Regions from separate parts of the Homo sapiens genome. Here region 2 is linked to region 1. A link is a contact called in ENCODE Hi-C or POLR2A ChIA-PET data. All regions are on one chromosome and are shown on one strand. The core of a region is the stretch at or near the end of the contact, and the rest is flanking DNA. Distances in the headings are between cores, read along the strand shown. Region 1 holds the start of SV2C-AS2 (SV2C antisense RNA 2). Region 2 overlaps IQGAP2 (IQ motif containing GTPase activating protein 2).

Region 1 (4,558 bases), core at 1,961-4,460:
TGTTGACAGGTCTTCTTAGTTTCACAAGGGTGGAAGTCTAGGCTACCACCAGACCTTTGCTGATGTAGCTGGCAGTTGAGCTACAATTTTTTCCTGGTGTTTGGTCTGAGGAGAGAGGTTATTATCTAAAAGTTTTCTATCTTGCTAGACTGCCGTTTTCCTGGTCCTTGGGCTAGAGAGAGCAGGCTTTGGTTGTGGCTTTTCTTTTTCTGTGCCTATTGGCATTTCTGGGTTGGCAACTTGTTCGATTCCAAGTCTGAGATCTATGGAGCAGAAGGCAAACGCAGGGAACTCCCCATCCCCAAGCTCCCTAGCAGTTCTGCCTTTTTCCTCTTTCAGTCTTGTTCTGTTTGTTTTATATATAATGTGCAGGATATTTTGTTGTACTTATCAAGAAGAATAAGAAAAGTATATCTATTCCATCTCGGTGTGAATTTTAATACTGTTTGTTTATTTACTCAACAACTATTTTTTTGAGCACCTATGATACAACCGTGAGTAAATCAGTTGTGGTCTTTATTCTCATAAGCACAAGCAAACTTCAGTTGTAATATAGTGGTCAGGGTTATTACATGGGAAGTGCATGATGCTCAGAGCATCAGAGAGGTTTTCTTGAAAGAAGTTCCATTTAATTGAGATCTAGTAGGTGATAACCAGTCAAAAAGATGGAAAGAACATTTCAGTTAGAGCAAATACCAGCTAACAAGCTCTGGAAGTAAAAGAGTTACTCAAAGAACAAGTCATGAAGACTCTTTCACATTGCCTTATTGTGTGGGGACGGGGAGACTTTGAGCTGTCTTACAGAGAATGACAAGATCATTCTTGGCCTTTAGAGAGCTCCCTCTAATGGCCAGAAAGAAGGCAGGGAGGCTGGTTAAGACACTTAAGTTGTAGGTTGGAGGCCGGGCACGGTGGCTCACGTCTGTAATCCCAGCACTTTGGGAGGCCAAGGCAGGCGGATTACGAGGTCAGGAGATCGAGACCATCCTGGCTAACAAGGTGAAACCCCGTCTCTACTAAAAATACAAAAAATTAGCCAGGCATCGTGGCTGGCGCCTGTAGTCCCAGCCACTCGGGAGGCTGAGGCAGGAGAATGGCGTGAACCCGGGAGGCGGAGCTTGCAGTGAGCCGAGATCGCACCACTGTGCTCCAGCCTGGGCGACAGAGCGAAACTCCATCTCAAAAAAAAAAAAAAAAAAAAAAAAAACAGAAAGAAAGAAAGAAAAATGTAGGTTGGAAAGGGGAAAAGTCAACACTCAACATGTTCACAGATATTTAGGGATACATTCAACAAAGCTTGGTGCTTGATTAGATGTTAGGGGGAAGAAAAGAGGTTGTCAAAGAAAGATGATTCCAGTTTCTGCGTGTACAGTTGAGTGAATGGAGATGGCAGGTTTTGTTTATGTTTTTTAATTTTAAAAACCACCTGCAGGAGCACAATGGCATTTTGAGGCTGGGACACAGGAGGGACAGTGGGTCTGGGCTGTGGTCAAGAAGGTAATAAGTTCCATTTTGGACATGTTGAGTTTTTACATCAACCTGGGGCTGTCCGATTGGCATTTGAATATTTTTGTTTGGATGCCAGAAAGATACCTGAGCTGGGGATAGAGAGGTCATTCACTATTTCATTCAAAAAAAAAAAATGATTATGGAATGCATATCCTGTGCCAGGAACTATTTTAGTCATTGGGAGACAGCAGTGAACAAAACAGACAGAAAGCTTTGCCTTGATAGAGCTTATATTCTATAATAGTTTGAGGAAGACAGTCCAACAAACAGATAAGTAAAGTAGATGTAGTATATTGGATGGTGCTAAGTGCTGTAGAGAAAAATAAAGCTACGTGGAGCATAGAGAATGCTGGGGTAAGGAGAGTTACAACTGTAAATAGAATGGTCTAGGGGGATGTGACTGTAAAGCTGACATTTGAGCAAAGACCCAGGCAGACATCTGGAGAGAGTGTATTCACAGCAGAGGCAACAGCAGGTGCAAAGGTCCTGAGGTGGGAGTGTGAGAGACCAGTTGGAAGAGAGGCAAAGCTTGTCTGGCTGGAGCAGAATGACCAAGGTAGAGGGTAAGAAGCCATGGGGTCAGAGTGGACAATAAAAGGGCTTTGGTCTTCTTGCTGAGTAAAATGAAATCCAATGTGGGGTTTGGGGGCAGATGAGTGACATGAACTGACTTATGAAGTCCACAGCAAGAAATGTGGCAAGAGGTAATGGTGCCAATGGAGGTGGTGAGAAAGTGGTTAGATTCTGAAAATATGTCTAAGAGAGAGACCTGGAATAGTTCAAGTCAAAGGAAACAGAAAACAAAGGCCTCCATAGAAATAACATGTCTGAGAGGCAAGAGTTGGAGTCTGGGGGTAAATCCATCAACGTAAGAAAATCCAGAGGTAACACAGATCTGGACTAAGAAATAACAGACACCAGAGTTAGGATACCAGGCCAGGAGACAAGAGTTCAGTGAGCTAGAAACTCAGGCTGGCAGAGTGGAATACAAAAAAACTAGCCTGGAAGCAAGTGGTCAAAGTATTAAGATGTCTTGATCTTCAAAAATGGTGTATGACATTGAGAGAAGGCTTTGCAAGTTAGACTTCCCTATAACCTCTGTGCTTAGGTCAGTAGGGCAGTAGTAGTTTGCAGCTGGTTCTCAATGACATTCATTGGACTGACTTGCCCAGGGCTAGAACTCACCTCAGGTAGAGGCAAGATATCAGAACTGTCTGCAGTGGAAGTTGAAGGCACCTCTCTGCTCATGCACTCACCTTGGTCAGTCACCTCTATCTTGATCCTAAACCTTCTTCCCAACTCTGTAGTAATAGCCTGAGATTCTTGCCAAGGCCAGCTTCCCAGTGCTGTGGTACGTCTGCCACAATGATTGAGATGCAGTGGTCGATGCAGTGCCCTTCTCCCCAAGGCTCTTAATTCTTAGGCGTAGACTTGAAGAAGCCAGGAATACTTGTACTTCTGCAGGGATGAGTGAGGTGAAGCGGGAAGACGGAAAAGCAAATGTTGCATTCAGGAATTTGTCCTTGATTGTGAGGCTGGAAAGACAAGATTGCTTTGAGAAGCATTATGAGGAAAGAAATGAAGAGCAGGGCAAAATGATAGACCTTTGAAGTTTGAGCCATTATTGAATATACAAGTCATTGTATAGTCTTTTAACAGTTTCTACATCAGCCCCTCACCTGTGTCAAAGATAAGCAGAGAGCCTATTATATGTAATGTAGATCACAAACAATTGATGTGGCATGAGATTCTTCTAATAGACATGAAATATGAATGTGACATGAGCCAGACATAGAATGGATTTTCCAGCTTGCCGTAAATCTGAAAGGAGCCCCAACCATCTAACATACTGGTGTGGGGGAGCTTCCTTTTCCCTCATTTCTCCGTCCCCAGTCCCTGCCACCAGCAAAATTACTTTCAACCCTCTTTGCGGTAGAACTGAGAACACCAACAGAAGATGCATTTCATTTTTTGGGTTTAGTCTGTGCTGGTCAGCTTCCCTCAATACCCTAACTGGGAAAAATAAGTCAATTTTCCCTCATCTCTTGAAGTCTTCAAAATGAAAGTATATGTAATGACAGGTTGAAATGGATTTTTTCCATCCATCAGGGTCCCTACTTTTCTCTCCCTGCTTTGTGAAAGTTGTAAATCTCTCAAAAGTCATAAATGTAGCTCCCGCGGTGTAGGCCTGTTCCAGCTCATTCCAGTTCTAGGTTTTGGCCTTTATGTTTCTCTGCGTCCAGGTGTTAACTTTCTGCTGCCACTATGTGGCTGTGGCCAAGTCCCCTGCTCACATTTCCTGTGTGCTTATGGCTCAGGGGCCACTTTTTTTTTTTGGGGGGGGGGACAGGGTCTCACTCTGTCACCCAGGCTGGAGTGCAGTGACGCAATCTCCACTCACTGCAATCTCTGCTTCCCAGATTCAAGCAATTCTCCTGCCTCGGCCTCCTGAGTAACTGGGATTATAGGTGCCTTCCACCACTCCCAGCTAATTTTTGTATTTTTAATAGAGACGGGGTTTCACCGTGTTGGCCAGGCTGGTCTCGAACTCCTGACCTCAAGTGATCTGCCTGCCTCGGCCTCCCAACGTGCTGGGATTACAGACATGAGCCAGCGTGCCCAGCCATTAGGGGCCATCTTTACCCCTCCTCCGTGGCGCTCGGGGCCAGGAGCGCACACCTTGTGAGATGCAGCCCACGCTCTCAGGGCCGTCCTGCAACTCTGCACAGACTCCCAGGGCCAGGCAAGCCTGTCTCATGGTGTCGTTTGGCCGCATGTTCCTGCCTTTCTCTGCCTACCTTCTTCCCTTTTCTTTCCCCCTTATGCCCCCTTATGCATGCACAGTTTCAGACATGAGGTCAGAAAGGATTTGAGGATCTGATTGTTCACACCTGCCGATCCCTGAGAGTCCTGGGCAGCTGCTGCCATCACCCAGTGCAGTGGGATTGGTCTCTTCCTTGATGAGCTAAAATCAAAACATTTTCCCAGAATTAAGCAACCCAAGCCCTTCCCTTAGGACTGTCCTTGTTTTGACAGAGTTCTCTTGTTT
Region 2 (4,570 bases), core at 1,898-4,397, 250 kb after region 1:
TCCTGCCTCAGCCTCCCGAGTAGCTGGGACTACAGGCGCCCGCCACCACGACCGGCTAATTTTTTTGTATTTTTATTAGAGACGGGGTTTCACCGTGTTAGCCAGGATGATCTCTATCTCCTGACCTCGTGATCCGCCCGCCTCAGCCTCCCAAAGTGATGGGATTACAGGCGTGAGCCACCGCACCTGGCCCTCTGTTTTTCAACTCCCTTTTCTGAGCTGTCACCAAGTCCTCTTACTGTTTCCTGGAACTGTCTTTCGGTTGTCTTCCTTCCCGTTTCTTCCTGGCTGATCCCGTCCCTCAACATCTCACAATGGGAAAGGCCTGACAGAGGAGTCGGTCTCTGAGGCGTCCATTATACCATATTAATTTTCTCTAATTACCACTGTCAGCACATTACTCCTCTTCGGTGAGGCTGCCAGGAGCTCCCTGCTTCTTGTGGCTACAAATGTCAACACCGTCCTCACATGCTAGACCTTCCAGAGCCTAGCTTCACGGGAAGGCCCAGCTTCATTGCTCTTTTCTCCCTGTGAGCCCCAGAGGCCCACTGTCTTCCCTGGGTTTTCTTCGTGAGTCAGCCATGTTTCTTTTATGCCTTTAGTTTCTGTTCTCCCCAGCTTCCGGTTCTCTCCCTGCCTTTCCAACTACAGCAGGTCCTCCAATAATGTCGTTTCATTCGATGTCATTTCCTCATAATGTTGATGAAGAAAAAGAAGGGGCCACTGTGGAGTTCGTGTGGTCTCCCCAGGTCTGCGTGGGTTTTCTCTGGGGACTCGTTTTCTTCCACGTCCCAAAGATGTGCATGTTAGGTTAACTGATGTGGCTACATAGTCCCCACTGAGTGTGGTGGGGGTTTGAGTGTATCCTCCAATGGGAACGCATCTTGTCCAGGGTTGGTGCCCACCCCCCTACCTCTGAGCTGCTGGGATAGGTTCCGGCCACCCAAGACCCTGACCTGGAATAAGAGGGTGAAGAATTTTCTTACTTTTTTTGTTTTTCCAGTCCCTTCATTATACTAAAAGTTTATGTTAATCTTTCTTAATTGTATGTATAGCTCACATTTATTTCAGTGTTTAACATAGAAGTGTTTTGGTCTTTATTTAGAAGTTTGTTGATGTTTTTGTGACCAGAAATATGCAATAGGAACTTAATTATTTTTTAGAGACAGAGTCTTGCACTGTTGCCCAGGCTGTAATGCTGTGGCCTGACTACAGCTTACTGCAGCCTCAAACTCCAGGGCTCAAGCAATCCCCCTACCTCAACCCCCTGAGTAACTGGGACCACAGGTGCAAACCACCATGCCTGGCTCTTTTTTTTTTTTTTTTTTTAAGAGAGCCAGGGCCTCACTGTGCTGCCCAGCCTGGTTCAAACTCCTGGTCTCAAGCAATCCTCCCACCTCACCCTCCCAAAGTGCTGGAATTACAGGCATGAGCCATAGCGCCCAGTGTAACTTGTTTATAGAAATTAGCCTATGGTAAAATTGATTTTGTTATACATTATTTTGCTTAAATTCATAGTTCCCAAGTAGGTGAGGACTTACTGTACTCCATTCTTCAAGGCCAAGTCCAGGTTCTACCACCTTTTTAATGTTTTCCTTGATTGCTGCAGTGATAACCCAATTATTCCCCTTTACTCCCAAACTTTTTCTGATTATATCCTACCATGTAGCATTGCACATCATAGCCTCTCATATGGTTCTCTGGCTTTTCCTTAGAATTGTGTTGCCTTCTTAATTATATTTAATGCTCTTTGAAGGCAAGGCTTATGTTTATATTTTTATCATATATACTATTCCCCTCCCATCCGTTGGAAATATGTTCAAAGACCCTCAGTCGATGCCTGAGACTGAAGATAGCACCAAACCTTGAATAGACTGTTTTTGCATATAGATACATACCTATGCTCAGGTTTAATTTATAAACTAGGAATAGAAAGAGATTAACAACAGTAACTAATAATAAAACAGAACAATTATAACAATATACTATGATAAAAGTTCTGTGAATGTGGACTCTGCCTCTGTCTCAAAATATCTTATTGTACTGCACTTACCCTTCTTGTGATGAGGAAGGGATGGGAGTGGGATAGCATGAGATTTCATCACACTACTCAGAACGATATGCAATTAAAAACTCATGAATTTTGTATTCCTGGAACTTTCCATTTAATATTTTCAGACTAGTTGACCTCAAGTAACTAAAACTGCAGAAAGTGAAACCTTGGATAAGGGGGGTCTACTGGATTCCAATTTTATAGTGCCTAATAAATGGTCAGTAATAACCACTTATTAGGGGCTTGTTGAACTTCTACAAGTTGTTGTTCAGAGCTACAAGCAGTTCAGACATATTACAGTGTTGGCAACTTGGGTTGGGATCAGTTGTTAATATTGGGGCACGGTGCTCTACTGTTTAAGTGTTGGCAGGATCAGTGGCTACTGTGTTAATGATCCTCTAGGGAGACTGTCTATATAGATATGGTGCTCACGCTAATAGTTGGATTTGTAGATCAGTAGCTGGGTGGCAGGGAGGCTGGGGGCTCCCTGCTGAGAACTGCACACCGGGTTCTTGAATCTTGCAGTAGGTAATAGTTACTTGAGAAAGGAGTATCCTCATGACTCTGGCAGATCCTCAGCACACCATTGTGACATGTGAACTGGCCTGTCTCCTCTCCCACTGTAAGTCCTTGAGCCAGTAATGACCTTGGTGTTCTCTTTTCTACAATACTGGCACAACATCTTAAGGTTTAATCTGATCTTTGTCTAAAATATTTTTTTCAGAACCCATTAAGTACGGTGTCTTCCCAAAAAAGATAAGTGTGTTGTCATAAGTTCCTGGTATTGGAAAAAGGAGTCTGTGTTATTTAAAGAAGCCTTGTCTGCTTCCTTAATTCCAATGCCCCTTTTCCATGCCTTCCTACCTTTCCTGGTAGTCATTCCTGGACTGAGGTAACTGCAGATTTTATAGTACTTGGGACTATGCACTCCCTAAGGCACAGACCGTATAAGAATTGCCTCTGCCAAGGGCTCCTAAACTTGGAATTATTTTTTCTTTAATGTCAGCAGGACTAATTCCACCTATACAAAATGGTTTGGCCTTTTCCTTCTTTGGCACAAAAGAGACTTGGCAGAGGCTCAGATAAAGGTGAAGTTGACGAGCTCTGGCATGGGAGTGAGCTCAGCGCTTCTGGGCTTTCATTCCCCCTGTTCGTCTCATGTTCAAAATCCCCATTCCACCCAGAAAGTCTTCCCTTCCCACCAGTGACACCGAAAGATGTTTCAGATCCTTCTTCCTTTGTCTCCAACACACACAGCGAAATGCTGCATGCCTTCATTTGCAGAAAGTTACCCAACTGGAATCACTTTAATATTTTTTTTTTAATCTCTTTAGGTGGATGGAAGTTTGCTTAGTTGAAGAATTGCCACCAACCACTGAATTGGAAGAAGGGCTCCGGAATGGAGTTTACCTTGCAAAGTTAGCCAAGTTCTTTGCCCCGAAAATGGTATCAGAGAAAAAGATCTATGATGTGGAACAAACACGTTATAAGGTAACCAAGATCTAATTGGTTTTGGCTTCCAGCTAAAAGTGAAAGTTTGGTATTTCATATCCTCTCCCTTCTTTTACTCTTAGTGTTTCTGTAAGGATTTGGGGGGCTGGGGGATGTCTTTGGAGCCTGTTAATAGCATTCCTGAGGCAGCAGCAGTTTTAAAAAGCAAAGTGTTTCTATTTCTGGTCTGACACTAAGAGACCTCTGACTTATGGGGCTTCCCAATGCCTCCCCCAATTATTCCTTCAGGGAAGTCACTCTTGACTTTATTAGTGCCAGTAAAGGTAAAAGTGGGGGCATGCTACCACTCCTTTTTTCACTTGAACTTGTGGCCCTAAAGAGTTAGGGCCAATGTGATAAAACAAGTAGGAAGGTCGAATGATCAGCCAAGAATTCTTTTCCATTTCATGTTTAAAGCAAGATACGACTAACCACTTTGTGTACAACTAGTTTTAAGAATTGTTTCAGGGCTAATTTGGGAAGCATTAGAAAATAAAAAGCTATTGTAGCCCTTTTAGAAACATCACAACAGCTGAGTGTGGTAGCTCTTGCCCATAATCCCAACACTTTTGGAGGCCAAGGTAGGAGGATTGCTTGAGCCCAGGAGTTCAAGGCTGCAGTGAGCTATGATCACACCACTGCCCTCCAGCCTGGGTGACAGAGTGAGACCCTGTCTCTAAGATAATAATAGCAAGAAGAAGAAAGATCAACAATAAAAACCGCACTGTTATTTAAATTTAGAAGGAGGAGGGAGAAGAAAACAAAATTAAAATAAACATCAATTTTATAGTAATAAAAATCCCGATTTTTTAGAGATACATATCAAAGTATTTACAGATGAAGTGATAGATCTAGGATTTGTTTCAAAATAATTGAGGGGAAGGTAGACAGATGATAAAAAGCTGGCCATGAGTTCATAACTGTTGAGTTGAATGATGGGTACATAGGAGTTCATTATACTATTCTGTCTACTTTTTTACATTTGAAATTATATATTCAGAAGGAAAAGGAAAAAGCAAACGCCAA

What was found. A loop is a pair of places that touch in the nucleus more often than their neighbours do. ChIA-PET counts read pairs that join two places held with the same protein, here RNA polymerase II (POLR2A). Pooled maps may share reads with other maps.
Region 2: a pooled map of right lobe of liver shows a loop between it and region 1 (2.1-fold over the local background). The contact joins the enhancer-like site here to the promoter of SV2C-AS2 in region 1. A Hi-C loop is called at or near these places in 1 of 50 pooled maps. POLR2A ChIA-PET finds 5 or more read pairs at or near these places in 3 of 52 experiments (OCI-LY7, activated CD4-positive, alpha-beta T cell and activated T-cell).

What each region holds. Positions count from the first base shown.
Region 1 is chr5:76,308,419-76,312,976 of GRCh38, forward strand. SV2C-AS2 (SV2C antisense RNA 2) reads right to left here and starts at 3,211. Exons shown (of 4, transcript XR_001742750.2): 1 at 2,766-3,211. The region is part of intron 12 of SV2C (synaptic vesicle glycoprotein 2C); the gene reads left to right.
Region 2 is chr5:76,559,009-76,563,578 of GRCh38, forward strand. It overlaps IQGAP2 (IQ motif containing GTPase activating protein 2), which reads left to right. Exons shown (of 36, transcript NM_006633.5): 3 at 3,388-3,544. Among named protein-coding and RNA genes, the nearest start is that of F2RL2, 62 kb to the right of the region's middle. Within about 2 kb of position 3,148, at least 3 of the 41 ENCODE cell types and tissues checked have a DNase peak (open chromatin) inside an H3K27ac peak, as active enhancers do.